Regions from separate parts of the Mus musculus genome. Here region 1 is linked to region 2. Evidence: chromatin contacts called from ENCODE Hi-C or POLR2A ChIA-PET data. All regions are on one chromosome and are shown on one strand. Each heading gives the region's core, a stretch centred on a gene start or an enhancer-like site at or near the end of the contact. The rest is flanking DNA. Distances are from core to core; before and after follow the strand shown.

The links. Hi-C counts contacts between places; a loop is a spot of excess contacts on that map. ChIA-PET counts read pairs that join two places held with the same protein, here RNA polymerase II (POLR2A).
Region 1: a map of heart shows a loop between it and region 2 (4-fold over the local background). The contact joins the enhancer-like site here to the promoter of Zfp366 in region 2. A Hi-C loop is called at or near these places in 11 of 37 maps with a recorded cell type or tissue (adrenal gland, gastrocnemius, heart and 1 more). POLR2A ChIA-PET finds 5 or more read pairs at or near these places in 1 of 5 experiments (Patski).

The regions. Positions count from the first base shown.
Region 1 is chr13:99,235,984-99,241,220 of GRCm38, forward strand. All of the region lies in intron 3 of Zfp366 (zinc finger protein 366), which reads left to right. Among named protein-coding and RNA genes, the nearest start is that of Zfp366, 54 kb to the left of the region's middle. Within about 2 kb of position 2,864, at least 3 of the 3 ENCODE cell types and tissues checked have a DNase peak (open chromatin) inside an H3K27ac peak, as active enhancers do; they include gastrocnemius, heart and left cerebral cortex, where a contact is called at or near this core.
Region 2 is chr13:99,183,360-99,188,857 of GRCm38, forward strand. Zfp366 (zinc finger protein 366) reads left to right here and starts at 1,464. Exons shown (of 5, transcript NM_001004149.1): 1 at 1,464-1,505.

The DNA.
Region 1 (5,237 bases), core at 1,614-4,113, 54 kb after region 2:
GACAGGGCGAGAGGTCAGGGACCAGAGCTTCCTAGGCCGTGTGGACATTGTCTGGAGAGGGGCCTTCTCCCCAACTCCTTTCCTGACACCCGCTTCTGCTTCCCCTCCTTCTCTCTGAGCTCTCAGTGGTTTGAAGGCCACATTGTGTCCGTCTGGAGTGTGTGAGCTGGAGGAGGAGAGAGCAGCGTGGCTGATAGGTACGTGTCAGGGCCCGGCATGGAATGGAGAGGCAAGGCCTCTTCACAGAGATGACCAGCTTCAAGGCAGAAGAAGCAGTAACTTGGACTCAGGACCCCCCTGACAAACAGGCCTGCGAGCACCCCCAACTCTCTGGACTCCACAAACACCCCTTCCCTCTCATCTCAGACACCCCTCTATTTCCCTTCTCGCCCCATCAACCCCATCAGTGGTTGACCATTGACAGCTGCTCTGCCTGCAGAGATTTACTGTCTCCTGTACTGCAGGTGCTGGCAGGGTCTCCTACACTTGCACATCAAACACAAGCTGCATTAATTATCTTACCAACTGTTGGTTGCAGTGCAATTGTTGCTCTATAAAGGGAGCTACCTCTTAGTTTATTCTCCAAAGACATACACAGCTGCTCATTCCAGCCACCTTCCATTTGTACTGTATCTATTCTGATTCCTTGGTACAAACATTGTCTTGGGGGAAACCCCTGAGGTGGAGGGGTAGGTCAGAGCAGACATAGCCTTGGGGTGGAGGAGCCCCTGAGATGGAGGTCAGGACAAAGCCAGTCTAAGCAGTCTGGGATCTTGGAGCATTCCTAGAAGAGTTCTGTTTCCCTACCTTCAAAGGCTTACAAGATATCTTGGGCCTGACAGTACATGAGCATCTAGAAAGTTCTCTATAGTACCAGGGCACAAAAGCTGCTCAGAGTAGTGTACTCTGGGCCTAATGCTTCAGTGGGCCTTCCTGGATGGATGTTTTTGGCCTCTGTTCACAGACAACTATACCCTTCTCCACCCTGATGACTGTGTGCCATACATGGTCCCAAGGGCATGGGAGAGTCAGCTGGGTGTCTCAGAAACTCCATTTTACCTTCCTTAAGGGTTTCTCAGGCTCTTGATGTCTGGCACACATCGTCTGATCCCATAAGAAAGTGAAATCCCAGCTTCTACGAGAGAGACAGTTTATCCTGAGCTCTCAGAACAGGAGCTGAACGGCTTCACTCCGAAGGCCAGAATACACCTTCACCTAGAGAGTACTGTCTGTCATAGGGAAAAGCAATTTGGAGGATAAAAGGCATTCTCATCATACTTAGCTGGCCCTTCTCCAACACTTAGACATTTCTGAAATAGCAATCCGTGTAGGTCACCTTGACTGAGCCCTTTCTTCCTGAGAGCTCCAGTGCAAGCTGTCAGGTTCTTTCTCTCCTCATTACCACTTCCCCACAGCAACACCCTTTGGGCTAGCCTGTGGTATCATCACTCTTCATCATTTCAACAGACTTCCCTGGTGTGTATGGGTTCCTTCCCGTGCCTGACAACCATAGGGTAGAGAGATTCCTAAAGCCTGAAGCCTGGTTCACATCTCTCGGAAGAGCAGGTCGATCTTGGGATGTCCTGTGGTCTTTGCTTCTTACCCATATTGAGCTGTATAGAAATCTGTCCCTGAATGACGTTTGTAGGGTATTGGAAGGGTTAGACGAGAGATGGAGGCCACTCGTTCATTGCTATGCACTTTGTAACCAATGGAGACAAATGTCTGACCAGCCACATAGTGATGGTAGGAAACAAGCTTAACCAATTACACCCAAGTTTGATAGTCATAGCAGAGATAGTTATTCTCTTCTCATGATTGACATGGTCAGCAAAAAAAAGAAAAAAAAAAAAACCAAAAAGCTAGGCTTCCAGCAGCCACTGAGACACTGCAGCCCTGAGCTAGCTCAATTGCCTTTCCCCAACAATTAGTGACAAGAAAGATTCTTTCAGCAACAGATTCTAATTTCTTAGGATTTTGGCCATTAAAATCCCCTCCTCAACATAAATCTCCCATTGCAGCATGAAATAGTTCTCAGTGGAAACAGCTGTCCCCAGGGAGCAGGAATGTCACTGGCTGTAGAATCAAGCATTAACAATAGGGTAGGATGGGAAATTAGTGGAGAGGGAAGTTTTCCATTTTCTGTTTCTTTCTTTCTTCTGTCTGTGTATATATATACCACAGAGACAGAAGAAGGGCGTATATATATATGTGTGTGCATATATATATATGACTGCCCTTCTGGACTCTTGCTATTGGCTCGACTTCTAGACTCCTTGTTCCTGGCAGCCAGCTGGAGTTTGTCTAGAGAGCCAGCCTGTAGGCTTAAGTTATGTTTCACAGATATGCTTCCCAGATTTGGCATAAGCACGCAGCTCTTGATTTGGATACTATCTCTATAGTGGCGGCACTCCATAATAGCCAAGATCCAGCTGCCGTCTTTGGAAAACCTTCCAAAAGACCAGGAAAACCAGGAAGAGCTTCCATCCAGAATTTCCGGGACAAATTCCCTTTTGAGATGGGTGAAGCCCAGAGCTGCCTAAGTTATGAGTCACCAGGTCTTCTACTGCCTTTTCTACAGCAGAGGGCTGAGCGCAGGTCCATGAGTGGGGCAGACAGATAAAGTTAGTTGCCTGGAAAAGGGGGTTCTACTTCCTGCACCAAATGGATTGTGGGCTGTTTGGTATACTGAAAGGAGGGAGATCAGACCGGGTAGTTTATAGGGACTCAGTGCCAGTGCCCATGGTGAGGGTTTTCAGGTTGGTGTGGAGGGGGTTAAGGCAGTGACCAGATAGCAGCCTTTTGGCAGCAAAGCCCTCCTCCTAGGCAGAAGGAAGGATATTGCTGTATGAACTGCCTGCTTAACAATGCCTCACATGTCCCCAGGGGCCCGCCTGCAAATAGATTTCATCTTGCTTTCTCTTGTACTTTTCAAAGCTTCCTGTTTTCTCACGGTCCTTTTGGACAGTTTACACTCTCTCTCCCTCCCTCCCTCCCTCCCTTCCTCTCCCTTTGAGGAAAGGAACACCCTTCTTATTAAAGAGGAGAGAGGGAGAGGAATGTGAGGGAAGGGCGGCCATTCTCTGGGGCTGGCTGAAGCTCTTTGACCTCTCCTCTCTGGGTAGGAAAGCATAGCTTCCTGGTGCATCTTGGCTCTGAAGCTCACCTCAGGGAGTAGCCTGGTCTAGTGCTGCTTGACCTTCTAAGCCTCTGGACTTAGCCAAGTGGCCGTTGTGATTGCTCTGTCTCTGCCCACCACTGACCTCTCTGTGGCAGCTGCTGCCTCGGGGGCTCCCGGGAAGGGAGCAACTCCAGGCCCTGTATCTCGGAGAGGAGGTGGGGAAGGGCACCAGGAGGCCAGTGCAAGGAGGCTGAAGCAAAGAGAACGCATTCCAGCTGTTTCAAGGTCATCCGGGACATCAGAGAGACAGATGCTGGGCTTTCCAAAAGCCTGTGATCTGTAGTGAATCTCCCATGAATCCCAGAGTTGGGCTTCTCTTCAGCCCCAGGTCATCGGGCAGGGGTTCAGCCAGAAGACTCCTTTCTGTTCCTTTGATGTTTGAAAAGCACAGCACCCTCACTGGGGTGCGATGGCTCACATCTGGAAAGATAGAGGCTGTATCCTCAGCCCCCTACCAGTATCTCTCTTACTTTGATGCAGATCTTGTTAGGAAGGCGATCCTTCATCCAGACCTGGCTTAGGAATGCGTTTATGTTTTCAATTCAGGAAGCCTTCCTTCAGCTACTGATTTTGTTTTTCCCAGAGAAGAAATGAGTTTGGCCGGTGGTCCCTCTGCACTCTTGCTCCTGTTCCCAGAGTTCTGCAGGAACTCTGCTTAGAGCTGACATTCCAGGACTCTGTAGATAGCAGATCCCAGTCCAGCCTCAGTTTTTCTGACCCCCCTTTATTGTCTGAGTGGGACGGCTCTGTGTTTCACAGACATCAAAACAAAACCTCTCTCTACTTGGGCATTGCCATGCGAGGACACTCTTCTGGGAACTAGAAAGACGTGAGTGTTCTGAATGAGAGCGAGAGGTCAGAGGTGGGGGGAAGACACTGAGTAGCTATTGCTGAGATGTGAATGAGGCCCGGGTGTTTCAGGTCCTTCATGGGCTGACTCCACCCTTCTGCCAGTGAGGGTTTTCTTTTACAAACTGGTGTGCGTGCAGGAGGAGAATAAGTAATGGCTATATTTTAAGATTGTTGTATAAGGTGATGCTATTTTCCTGACTTGTTACATATTCTCCCAGCCTCAGGCTTAACAACTCCTCTTAAGTAGCCGGGTCCCTGATACTGAGGTTGGTTACAGAGAAAATAGAGACGACCCTGGCATTAAAAACTGCCTGGGCCCCGTTTGGGCCTTCCAACACCTATTAAAGTTGATGTGCCTCCACTCACCATTGTGGTATCTCTCCCTTGTTACAACCAACAGGCTACCACTCTACTATAAAAAAAAAATTAAACTTGCCAACAGCACAGAAACTGGAATCAGAGCTGACCCATCATGAACTCACAGTGGACTTTCCTTCAGGCCACTGGGATTACTGTGGAGCACAATATAATAATTTTTTTTTTGGTCATTTTGGTTTTTCAAGACAGCGTTCCTTTATGAGGTCCTGGCTGTCCTGGAGTTCATTAAGTAGACCATGCTTGCCTTGAACTCATAGGTCTGACAATATAATTTAAAAGTCATAACGTTCCCATAGGCCACTAAAATGTCCCAAAAGTTTCATGTTGAGTGAATTGAGCCAGAAAATTGGTAGCAGTGAACATGCATTCACTGGGCTCTCAGAAAGGATCAAAAGGTAATTTGTCTGTCCTAGTTATGGTTACTAACGGTGATAAAACACCATAATTAAAGCCACTTGGGGAAGAAAGGGTTGATTTTTCAGCTTACAGTCCATCATGAGGGAAGGGCAGGAACCCGGAGGCAGGAGCTAATGCAGAGGACGTGGAAACGTGTTGCTTACTGACTTGCCCCCCATGGCTTGCTTTATTAGAGAATCCAGGGCCATCAGCCCAGGGACAGCACATCACATCAATCGCTGTAACTAAGAAAATGCTGGATCTTACGGAGGCATTTTCTTAATTGAGGTCCCTCCCTTCATATAACTCTAGCTGGTGACAAGTGGACATAAAACTAGACAGCACACTTGTCTGAGGCTGAAGAGGAACCTGCAAGATACTCAGAGGGGACCATCAGACAAGCACAGAACTCTGAGGGCAGGTCTGCGGT
Region 2 (5,498 bases), core at 214-2,713:
GTTTATAATCTCCACCTCATTTTTTTTTCAATATCGAGTAAATCAAGGAAGCAGCTTATGACCAATGTTTCTTGTGCCACCACAAAGAACCACACAACTGCTGGTTCCTGTTTGTGGTGACAATGGTCTCAACTGAATGAATGGAGGGTACAAGATTCACAAAGCTAATTAGATGATTTGGGCCCAGCTCCCTCTGTCAATGAAGCCATCACTCACAGAGCCCAGGCTTGCCCACCGGGCTCCAGCTCCCTCTGTCAGTGCATGTATCTCCCTAAAGAGCCCAGGCTTGCCCACTGAGCCCTAGCTCCCTCTGCCACTGCAGTCATCCTTCACAGAGCCCAGGCTTGCCCACTGGGTCCCAGCTCCCTCTGTCACTGCAGTCATCCTTCACAGAGCCCAGGCTTGCCCACTGGGTCCCAGCTCCCTCTGTCAGTGCATGTGTCCCACAAAGAGCCCAGGCTTGTCCACTGAGCCCCAGCCCCATCTTCAGTAAAGGATGCTCACCCCAATTCTTCTGCTCCCACTCGGCTTTCCCCCTCCTCTTTCAGAAACAGAGATTGATTTATCTAGGACCTCAGATGGTTCACAATATTCTCAAAACAAATTAGCACCCTCCCTCCAGTGCTCCTGAGGTGACTACATCCAAGAAGGACAGGACAGTGTAAACAACAGTCGGAATTAACTGTGGCTGGCAACGCCACACTAAGTGGCTTCTTTTCCTTTTTCGTCCATCAGCAAAGATGGAACCGGACTTGGCCCAGCACACAGAGCCCAGTGAGCACTGCATAAATCTGCTGTTTGACTGTGAGGAACTTGAAGAACCTAGAGCCAGGCGAGGAACTGGAGCAGTGCTGGGGTTTCAAAGCAGCTAGGAAAAGTCAGAAGGCCTGGGTGGCCAGGCACTGTGCCCTTTGGTAAAGGCTGCAGGTTCCCTCTTGGTTAGCCCAGCAGCCCAGACTTTCCCTCACTGAGAGTCAGAGTTGACACGACATGATTTGTTCCTTTTGGGCTGTGTCAGTTCTGTAAGGCAGACACCAGAGGCTGCAACCAGGAGAGCCTGCGTTTGTTTGGACAGGACAGAGCCACTCAGGGGTTTTCATGTCCTGAAAGCTCCCAGGGCAGAGAGTATATCTGGGGAATTCGTTTTTGTAAAGATTTTCTTTCTTTCTTTCTTCCCCCTCCCCTTCCAACATTTTGTTTAAGAGAAAATGAGATGTCTATCTTCTGTTTCCTTATTTTTTTTCAGGAAAGCGAAGGGTTGTTGACTTCCGCCCTCTCCCCTCCCTTCCTTCCTTCTTCCCGAAGGTACTCATCTGAGAAAAAGAGAACGGGGTATTGTTCCTGTTCTCCTTCTTAAGTCACTTGAAACACTGTCCCTGCGAGTCCTTTAAGTTCCCTGCAATCGGTACACAAGAGAAAGAGGGAGAGAGAGAGAGGGAAAGACAGAGACAGCCAGAGACCAGGTAAAGCGGTGGGGGCTGCTGCCTCTCAGCCCTCAGGAGCTGGTAAGTGACCATGTACTCCTTTCTACCTTCATTTCAATGTCCCTGTGATGGAGACTGACTGGGCATCTTCCACAGAAACCACCTCCCTGGGCTGCTCTTTAATCAAAAGGTGTGACTGATGGGTGGCCTAGAGTGTAAGCTCATGCCTCGTTGCAGAGGAGAATATTAATGCTTTGCAGAGCTGAGGCTTGCCAGGAGTGGAAATGGAATTGTGTTGGGGCTGAGGAGGTCGCTGTGTTAAATTTGAATTGTTTTGTCATAGGCAACTTGAGTTTACTAGGAACCATTGGGACATGTGGTGTGCCCCACTGGAGGGGTCACTGCTCCCAGGACTGCATTCTGAGAGCCCTCTCAGGGTGTCTGTTGAGAATTGTGATTTGCTCATGGAGTTTTGGTATATTTATTGTCTGCCTTGAAGTGTCTTTCTTCTGATTTTTGTTTGTTTGTTTGTTTCCATTCTGTAGTTCACCTCCCCAAAGTGAACTGTTCATGCATGGCTGTTGCTCTGTCCCTGAAGTAGGAGGGAAAGGGAGGGAATACCTCTTTGGAATAGTGCTGTGTGTGGGAGATTTGGGAGAAAGGTGCCCCATGTGGGTTAAATGTAAATGTACTGTCCACTGTCAACTCGGAGTGTCATGCGCCACACAGAAGAAGGCAGGGATACGAGGGCATTGACTTCAGTTTTGGAAATCAGTGTGTGACTGGACTGGAGGATTTAGATTGATTGCTTGTGTCAGGAAGAATGAAAAGCTAAGCCACAGATGCAATTGAAAAACAGTCACCCAGAGCCTGCTGTTCTAAAGCACCAAATAGAACACGGCAAGGTAGTCAGGCTCATATAGACACTATGCCAGCAGCGGTTAAACGTCCGAGTTGCTTCCATTGCGTTTGACAGAGAGGGTAATGTTACCAAGAAGTTGTTATGGCAAGCCAAGAGGGAGCCGGCATCACGTTGTCAAAAATAGGTTAGCAAGGTCAAGCCAAGACTGGGGCACGGCTGCTATTAATAATTTAATCCAGTGAGGTGCTGGATGGGTAGAAGGCAGTGGCCATGCGTGCTTCTCAAACCATTCATTCCTATGGTATAGACGGGTTGAAATCCTCAGGGTATGAGCAGCATAGTAAAAGTAGTTCGACATTTTGAAATTAATTTGGCCAGATCATGTTTTAACCACAATCGCGTAATTAATCTTTATTTGAAACTGAGCTGTCACCTTAATGAAGATGAGACAGTCTAGTAGATCTGGATGATTAATGTAGGTTTGTTATTTATTTTTTAAAAAGAGACTTTCCCTAGAATCCCCATAATACAATGTACATGGAAGAGACAGGATTAGCAGTTGCCCCTTAAGGATGCAACCAAGTGTAACCTTGGTGGCCTGAGGTGCCTGGCTCTTCCCTCACCTGCCCCAGCCACCACATCCCCATGCATCCCCAGGGCAGCAGCGTCCAGGACGGATGTTCTCGGGCATTTTGTATTAGTACTGGCCAATTGCGACCCCAGGAGAGATGCCGGGTGGCACACAATCCTGCTTGACTCCTTTCGCTTTCATTTCTCCTGATATTATTAATGCCATGCACGATGGATGCGATGGGGGACAAACAGCTTCAGGGCCACTCTAAGGATAAGTCAGGTAAAAGCGGGGAGACTATGTTTGCTGTGGTCCTTCCTGGGGGCCAAGACTAAGGAGCTGAGAGTCATGAGGTCATTGCCAGGATGGCTGCTGGATACTGTGGGGGTGGGGGTGAGGTTCAGGAAAAAAAAAATCCTTCACTGACATTAGCCTAGGCCACTGCTACACAATCTATCTTTTCCTCAGCTCCAAAGAGCGAGTTGACATTTGTGGAAATTTCCAGAGTGATTCTTCTCTAGGGACATCATGGGCTCCTTTTTGATAGCATGGGAAATTCCAGTTTGGAATGATCCAGAGCCTTGCTCATACAATAGTTCACTAATTAATTTTATGCCAAAATGGTACCAACAGCTAAATTACCAACGTGTCATCTGCATTTGCAGGGTGCTAACAGTTGAACTTAGGATGTGTGCTAGGCACATGTTCTTCTACCAGTCTCTGCCCCACGCTCGGTTAAGTATTGCTTAGATCACATCATGCATGCTCTGTCTCCCACAGGGCTGTGTGAGCATGCATGACTCAAGTCAGAACAAGAAGAGTGTAAAACGGATGGGACACAGCGAAACAAGCTGAGCTAGAGTTTCAAATTTGTCATTTACTGATGGGGACAGGGGTTTGGATCGGGTCTCTAAGCTAAGTCTGTGTCTCCCAAATGTAAAACTGCTTTCATACAATATATTCTGAGGATGAAGTGAAACCACAGCTAGGAAGCAGCTAGCACAATACTAGGGAACTCGCAGGAGTCAGCCACTGTCAGATCTTTTTCAGACTCATATATTAATACTTAGGTGGTTGGCCTGGGTTTTGACAAATTGAGAAAATAGACTAAAATTTTGTCATGTATTTATTCTTGATACTATACCAACGATCTATCAGAAGAAATCATTCCTTATAATTTTCAAGTCGGGCACACACTGAATACGCATATTCCGAGCCTTGAAATCACATGACACAAAAGCCCGGTATTGTTGGACATGCTCATGTCCATCCGTCTTGAAGGCACAGGTGCGGTGGACCTTAGCTGCATGTAGTGACAGCGGCACTCCAGCCTCCACTGTTGGGAAAGGCTTCCTTTAGGACCACACTTCTGTCCTGGGATGCACGTGGGAAGAGAGCTGAAAGATGCTACGGACATCGGTACTTCCTCCCACCCACTTCCCCATGTTCATGGTTTTCACTGCCGTGACCTCTTCCCTGACTGTGCAGGACTGTAGACGATGGTGGCCATGCCACAACTTACAGGGGGAGAAGAGCAAGTGGAAGTGACATAAGGTGCTGTTCCCTCTTCCTAACCATCCAGCATCGAGCTCTCACCCCCAGATTCATCAGTAGCAAGGTGTCAGCCACGGATGTGTGCACTGGGTTGGGGAGGAGGTGTGTGTGAACCAACTGTTGTTTCTCTCTCTCTCTCTCTCTCTCTCTGTCTCTCTCTCTCAACTTCACCACCAGCAAGTCTGTTAGCTCATCAAATAAAAATGATACTTTTATTTAGCTCCCAAACTTCCCTCCACGTTCCAAAAACAGAACAGGCAACACCAAACGAGCCGGACTCCACCACCCAGAGCTGGACTCTACCACCCAGAGCCCAAGCTCCTGAGACCCTTGCTTTAGAGTAAAGGCTCTGATACAATGGAGACTGATTCGGACACCAACCTAAGAAGCACAAATTCAAGCTGGGCACCCCACCCCACTGTGCAAAAAGTGCCTTTCAATGTGGGGTGGTGCGGAGAAAAAGGCCAGATTGGAAGTCAGACCATATGTGTTCTGATCCAGCTCTGTACTCCCTGACCGATACCTTACCGGATTTCTTTACTTGCTTGGACCTCTGATCTCTCTGTGGAGAATGACAGGGTTGGATAAAGTCAATGATGAGAGTAGGTGAGAACCACAGAGAGGGACCAGCTTGTCTATTGTCATATCAGGACCTAGAATAGCACATAGCATACAATGATGAAAAAGAATATTTGTTGAATAGATGAATTATAAACGAATGGGCTGTCCAGTGGAGTGAGCTCTCTTTATATGACACCAAATGAAGCAATTAATTAGTTAAGGGAGGACAAAAAACAGGTCAAGCTTTGGGCCAAGGGAAGGTCGAGCCAGTCCCACACTGCCGGCTTGGCAGTTCTACACTCGAGCTGACTGGCATCCTGTGAGTTTGTTCTACTGTAACGTATGGGGCTGCCGAGAGTGTATTAAAGGGTCAAACTGGCAGGTAACCCACCTATTTGCTCATGGGAGATAAAGACTTATCAGAGAGATTCACGGAGAGACTATTGGCTGCATCTCATATTCCATTCGTCTTCTGGGCAGATGACGGGTGAGCAAATTGTTTTTGGCAAGAGAAAGAATGAGTATT